Linked DNA regions of Homo sapiens: region 1 is linked to region 2. A link is a loop called in an ENCODE intact Hi-C map of the cell type or tissue named here. Cell type or tissue: mammary epithelial cell. All regions are shown on one strand. Links, peaks and the distances in the headings refer to the core of each region. The heading gives the core; the rest is flanking DNA.

Evidence for each region. Hi-C counts contacts between places; a loop is a spot of excess contacts. Peaks named below come from ENCODE experiments on the same cell type or tissue, not always from the same donor. Only the 100,000 strongest peaks of a DNase experiment are listed, where the experiment ranks them.
Region 1: it touches region 2 in a loop (12-fold over the local background); 1 of 110 quality-filtered maps calls a loop at or near these places.

What each region holds. Positions count from the first base shown.
Region 1 is chr9:12,932,563-12,935,495 of GRCh38, forward strand. No RefSeq gene overlaps it. Among named protein-coding and RNA genes, the nearest start is that of SNORD137, 39 kb to the right of the region's middle. In mammary epithelial cell, for the core only: no CTCF peak of the experiment used is centred there; DNase peaks (open chromatin) are centred at 1,559 and 2,549.
Region 2 is chr9:12,813,315-12,816,247 of GRCh38, forward strand. The region is part of intron 1 of LURAP1L (leucine rich adaptor protein 1 like); the gene reads left to right. It overlaps LURAP1L-AS1 (LURAP1L antisense RNA 1), which reads right to left and starts at 1,075. Exons shown (of 4, transcript NR_125775.1): 1 at 979-1,075. RefSeq lists an enhancer at 688-1,887. In mammary epithelial cell, for the core only: a CTCF peak has its summit at 1,341; a DNase peak (open chromatin) is centred at 1,257; H3K4me3 peaks cover 901 bases; H3K27ac peaks cover 2,500 bases.

The DNA.
Region 1 (2,933 bases), core at 308-2,807, 120 kb after region 2:
AGGGCTCTGCTCTGCCTAGTAATTCCCAATTCTTTCACTTATCTGAAATTCAAAGGTTCACCTTTCTTTGTCTAATTTAGAGCAAGAATAAACTGGTTATAAAAAGTCACATAAATCCAAATGCCAATAAAGATGGAATAACTACACATTTTTTACAAAGATAGCTAAGGATCAAAGGAAGGAAAATTTTTCTGTGATTTAAAAACTTATATAGACTGACCAAGAATATGCAGTGAAATTTCTAAAAAGATAGGTAAGCTTACTGAGCAGACCTTTCCTTCACAATAATAGAGCTAAGTTTATATTTTACAAATAAATGTATTATATGGAAAATATTCATGGTGATTATGAATTTATGTTATATAGTTCTGGTGTTGGAGTATGATTTAGATAAAAAAATTTTCCTTTCCTTTATTTACATGGTTTAAAAACACAAACAACATAATAAAAAAAGACTTCCTCCAATCCTGTCTCTATCCACTCTATAAATATTTGTATTAGTTTCTTGTGCATCTTTCCCAAGCAAATCAAACATACATTCTGATTCATCTTCCTTCCTTCCATAAAAATCATATACATTGTTCTGCCCTTGCTTTTTTCACTTAAAATTATATTTTGAGATTGTTCCATATCAGAATATAGTACTTTCTCATTATTTATTACACTTTATATAATTATTTAACCTAAACCCTTTTAATGGTCATTTGTGTCATTTCCCATTTTATTCTGTTTTGAATAGCATTGTAACAAATAGTCTGTTAAATCTGTCCTTTCATGTATGTGCTACATAAATTCTCAGATGGGATGGCTGGGTCAAAGGATACATAGTTTGCAATTTGAATAAATTTACCAGATTGCAGTATATAGAACTTGTAATACTTCGCACAACCCCAGCAGTGTCTGAGAAATCTGCTCAATTGGCCTAAATTTCAAAGTGTTTTCAGCAAGGCTAGTGGAAAGTTCTCTAATATTGTTATTCACCATGTTGACCAAATGTTTTAAAGAGAGAGCCATCTACATTTATATAGAACTGTAACATTGATTTAAAGTGCCAGAATGTATTACTGAGAAATGTGTAGCCCTGAAAAGATAAAGTTGTGCATTTCTGGAAAGTTGAAGAAAATAGAGAATATTTATACACTATAGGAAATCATCAGAGATCTACTAAATTATTAACAAAGATTTTATCATCATAGCTCTAGATAATAATCTTCTATGTGTCAGTAACCGAAATTACAGGTCATTTTCTTAAATTGGCATCAATCGTTGAGAAGAAAACGTTCAACATATTTATACACCTAACTAGAAACTGTTAAAAAAATACCAGTCATAAACCCAAAGGAAGACAGTTTCCTATTTAAAGTAGGTTCCTATTTATTTAGAATAGCGTAGTAGTTAAGACAACAGGGTTTAAATTTAAGCCATCCTGAATTTGAATCCCAGTGCTGTTACCTAATATGGTCAATTTGTTTACAACTTTGCCTTTCTTCTCCATCCTTGCCATGCTCTGGTGTGGGCAGAGAATATTTCCCTGATGGATTGACTTTGGGCTTGGCCTGTGACTCGCTATGACTCCGGAATGTAAGTGGAAGTGACAATTGCCAGTTTCCCTTATGTAATTCTCCTCTTCCTTTGAGCTTCTTCCTTTCTCCAGGAGAGCAACATTCCTCAAACAGTGAATGCTTCTTCAGTCTTTTTCCCAGAAGGAAAAGACACAGAGAAGACTTGAATCCAACTAGCAACCTAGAGCCAAGCCCAGCTGAACCCAGAGAAGCACAACTTACCAGAGAAGCCCAGCCAAGCAAAAGTTTGTCCTCAGATTTGTGAGCAAGAAATAAGCAATGTGGCAACCTCTGAAATTTTCAGATTGTTTTTCCTGCATCTAACTGTGTATCTTTAGAAAAGATCCTCAAACTCTTTACGCTACAATTTTCTTATCTATAAGATGAAAATCATAATGGGAACACATAACCTATAGAGTTGTTAGGATTAAAAGGAATAATGCAGGTAAAGTGGAATCTTGCATGTTGTAAATGACTAAAAAATGATCAACAGTAACAATCCCTGGTTAGATCACAAGCTCAGTGAGAACACAGGCTTTGTCCTGTTCACTCTGCACAGTTCCTGGCACAAGTTGGTGCTTAATTAACATTTGAATGAGTAAGTGAACATATTAGTGAAGTGCACTTGCTCTGTTTCAAAGAAACACTTTGTTTTCAAATGTGTGGACATACTTTCAGTCATGGATTAATTTGAATGAAACCTTGTAAAAATGGGAAATAGAGTCACTAGCAAACAGTGCACGCTCTGAGAACAGCATTGATAAAACTACTCGTGAACTGCATGGCATGTTGGAAAGAGCACACATTTTGTAGTTTTTTTTTTTTTTTTTTTTTTTTTTTGAGACAGGGTTTCTCTCTGTTGCCCAGGCTGGAGTGCAGTGGTGCGATCTCAGCTCACTGCAGCCTCCACCTCCTGGGCTCAAGGGATTTTCCCGTCTCTGCCTCCAGAGCAGCTGAGACTACAGACATGTGTCACCATGCCAGGCTAATTTTTGTATTTTTTTTGTACAGACAGGGTTGCGCCACGTTGCCCAGGCTGGTAAATTTTGTAGTCTTAAACCTTGTGTTGAACCAGAGCTTGCCACTTATGACTCATGTCACTTAGATTAATTACTGGGAATTATAGTTGCCATATTTTAAAATAAGGATGATAGTTGCCCTATAGGTTTATTAAAAGAGTCAAAAAATAGTGTATACAAGTTTCTGGGTTCCATTAATGGTGTAAAACATCTTAGCTTTCCCCTTTCTTGAAATATACTTGTGACAGAGAAAGTAATGGGAATGCTTTGGAAGACAGCAATATAGATGTTATATTATTCCTTAAATCTCAATTCTCAAAGACTTAGGCTACATACACTATTTTAGCATCTC
Region 2 (2,933 bases), core at 119-2,618:
AAATTCATGGCATCCTAATTATTTTACTACATTTTACTTTCATGATTTTTTGAGGTTTTTAAAACATCTATTTTATTCACAGGGTGAAAATACCGTATATGCTCTAGTACCGAGTATCTCTTATCAATCCCATGTTTATGTTTAAGGACATTCTATAGACAGATTCAAATTGGCCATGTAGGAGTATTTATGCTACAGAAATTTAAAAACACTATAAAGCAGAACTTGATTTTTATTTTATTGGTTGTCTAGACTTAAGTGATAGAGAAAATTTTAATACTGCAGATTGAAATTGAAATTTGTGGCATGTCCCTAGTTATTACATTTCCAATAGTGCCAAAAAAAGGAAATATTCTCCATGTATTTGAAAACTGTTATTCAATTCAGTGAAGAAATTGCTGACATCATTGATGAACCAGTAAAATTCCAACATAACCCATGCTGAGGCTGAAACAAATTTCAGTTTAATTAATATAGTTTTCACTAAGTGAAAAATAATTTAACAGTGGATCACATATCAGGTGTAACAATAACAATTATTGAGGAATGAATTATCAATTGAGATTAACTGTATTTGTGACATTTTGTTTGAACTGCGTCCATAGTTTGCTATACATACAACAGTTCAGCAAGAATAAATAAAACATTCTCTGAAATCAGTTGGTTATATGGAATTGACAATAAAAAGTGCTGTATATTTTATTATTATCTGTCAAGTGTGTGTTATACATCTTCTATATCAGCACAATTTGTATTATATTTTGTAGTATATATGCATGCATGTGTGTGTGTGCATGTTTATTTTTCCCAGGAAGCTGCTTGTTAAACATTTACTGGCACACTACCCTGTGTCCTTCCCTTACAATGTAACTGTGGCCACTACAGATCACGGAGGAGCACATTAACATGCCCTGGTCTACCATGTGAAAAGAATATCTTAAGTTCTAAATTGAAAAGACACACATGCACAATACTTACTATAAATTAGTGGAAACACTTCTCTGGTCTGTGTTCAATGTGAAAAACTTCTCTGCTGTGAATATGGGGAGTCCATGTTTTCATTAGATCATTCTAAATGAATCTCGGCTCAGGTGATTTATAGCCGATTGCATCAGCCTAAATTACTCTTTGCACATTCATGTTGAAAATATTCAGGGAAACAGTTTTCACTGTATTAGATTATGGAAAAGGAATTGACATCACAGGCATCTAAGTATCAATTGGACCTAGAATCTGATGAAATCATACTGAAAAGCTGCATGTATTACTTTGGCAATCAGATGACTCACCAGCAGAAACTGTACAGATCTCACGAGCAGGCCTGGTGGCCGGAATTTATGCTTATGATTCACAGGAGTCACATGTGCTCCTTTCAAATACACCAGATACAGCTTTCTACTTTATCAAAACAACATCAATCAGTCCACTGTGCTGATGACAGTATTTTTATGTATGTAATTTAGTCCTTGGGGAAATTACTTTTCTATAACGTTCTGGGAAAAGAGTGAACTGTTTCAGTTATTGTTCAGTTCCACATATAAACAACAAAAATGGAGGAAGACAAAGCTGACTGATGTGAAAGGGAATCCTCTGTTGCCCAGTTAGAAACAAATTTTGTTGTAAATTTTGAACTGACTGAGAAAGTGAAAGAAAGCTTTGGTGGAAGGAACAGCACTGACTTTTGCATAATTGTAGGCTTTTCACCTGAAGCATTCCAAACCAAAAACAGTGAGTGGAAATGTTGTACAGTGTCTTCTCAGGCTGCAAAAAGATGATAATATTTTTATGGATCTTCTGAGAAAACAGAGGAGTGATTTATAAGTATAGATATTGAAAACACTGCTGGAAATTTTAAGGATGGGTAGGCAGAAAATCTTCTGTGATCATCAAATTGAGGATGTCCTGAATTTGGAGAGAGGGCAAATTTGAACACAAGGAGCTTATGCAAAAGGAACAAGCAAACAAACTGGAATAAATTGCTGGAAAAACAATACTCCAAGTGCTTTTAAACAGCTCTTCAGTTTATATAGACTTTTAAAAATATATTCTAAAATAAATGTGGATAGAAAAGAGGCCCTGACAGAACTAAACTCTCTTCCACCAACTACAAATCAGAGAGAACGATGATTAGTTTCTCCTAATGAGAAACTAGGGTTAGAGCATCACATTAAAAAGCAAGTCTAATCTTTCTTCCTTCAATGTATGTGACTATGGACTTGCAAAGAAGTCCTTCTTCCTTCTAATTCATATTACAGCTTGCAGGATGGTTGGGATTTACATCTTGAATATTGTGGATTTTACCATACAAATGTATAACTAGGAGGTGGCCTGCTTTTATCTGACTAGTTGACATTCATAAATAAAAGGGTAACAATAATGGAGGAGGGCTTTATGAGAAACCTGAGTATATGATGCTATCCAAGGCTCCAGAAAGGCAAAAAATGTCCCTATTTGGAAGATATATTCAGCAGCTCATGTGCACATTTCAGTTAATATATAGACATATTAAAGATGATATGCACGTTTGTCTTGGAGTGGAATACAAAAATGATTTTTATTCAAACCCAAATGGTGAGAGCAAAAATTATTATGACAAAATTTCTGATAAAGTACCTCAAATTAACATCAAACCCAAACTTCTAGCCTTAGCCATGAGTTTTTACCAGCTACATCTTTTGCTGGAGTTACTGAGCAGCAGAATTGATTCTTCTGTCTCCTCTATAGCCTGAATAATTTTCTCATAACGTAAACAATTTCGTAATCAAATGGCCACAGGAATGGCAAAATATCAGAGAATATGTCGAAATGGAAGGAAATCCTGGGATTATCTGATCTGTAGACTCTTCCTATTAAATTAAACATTAAATGCCTGAAATGTTATAAGACGTTATTAAATATCTGAAACGAAATCTCAGTATGAAAAGCAGATATGT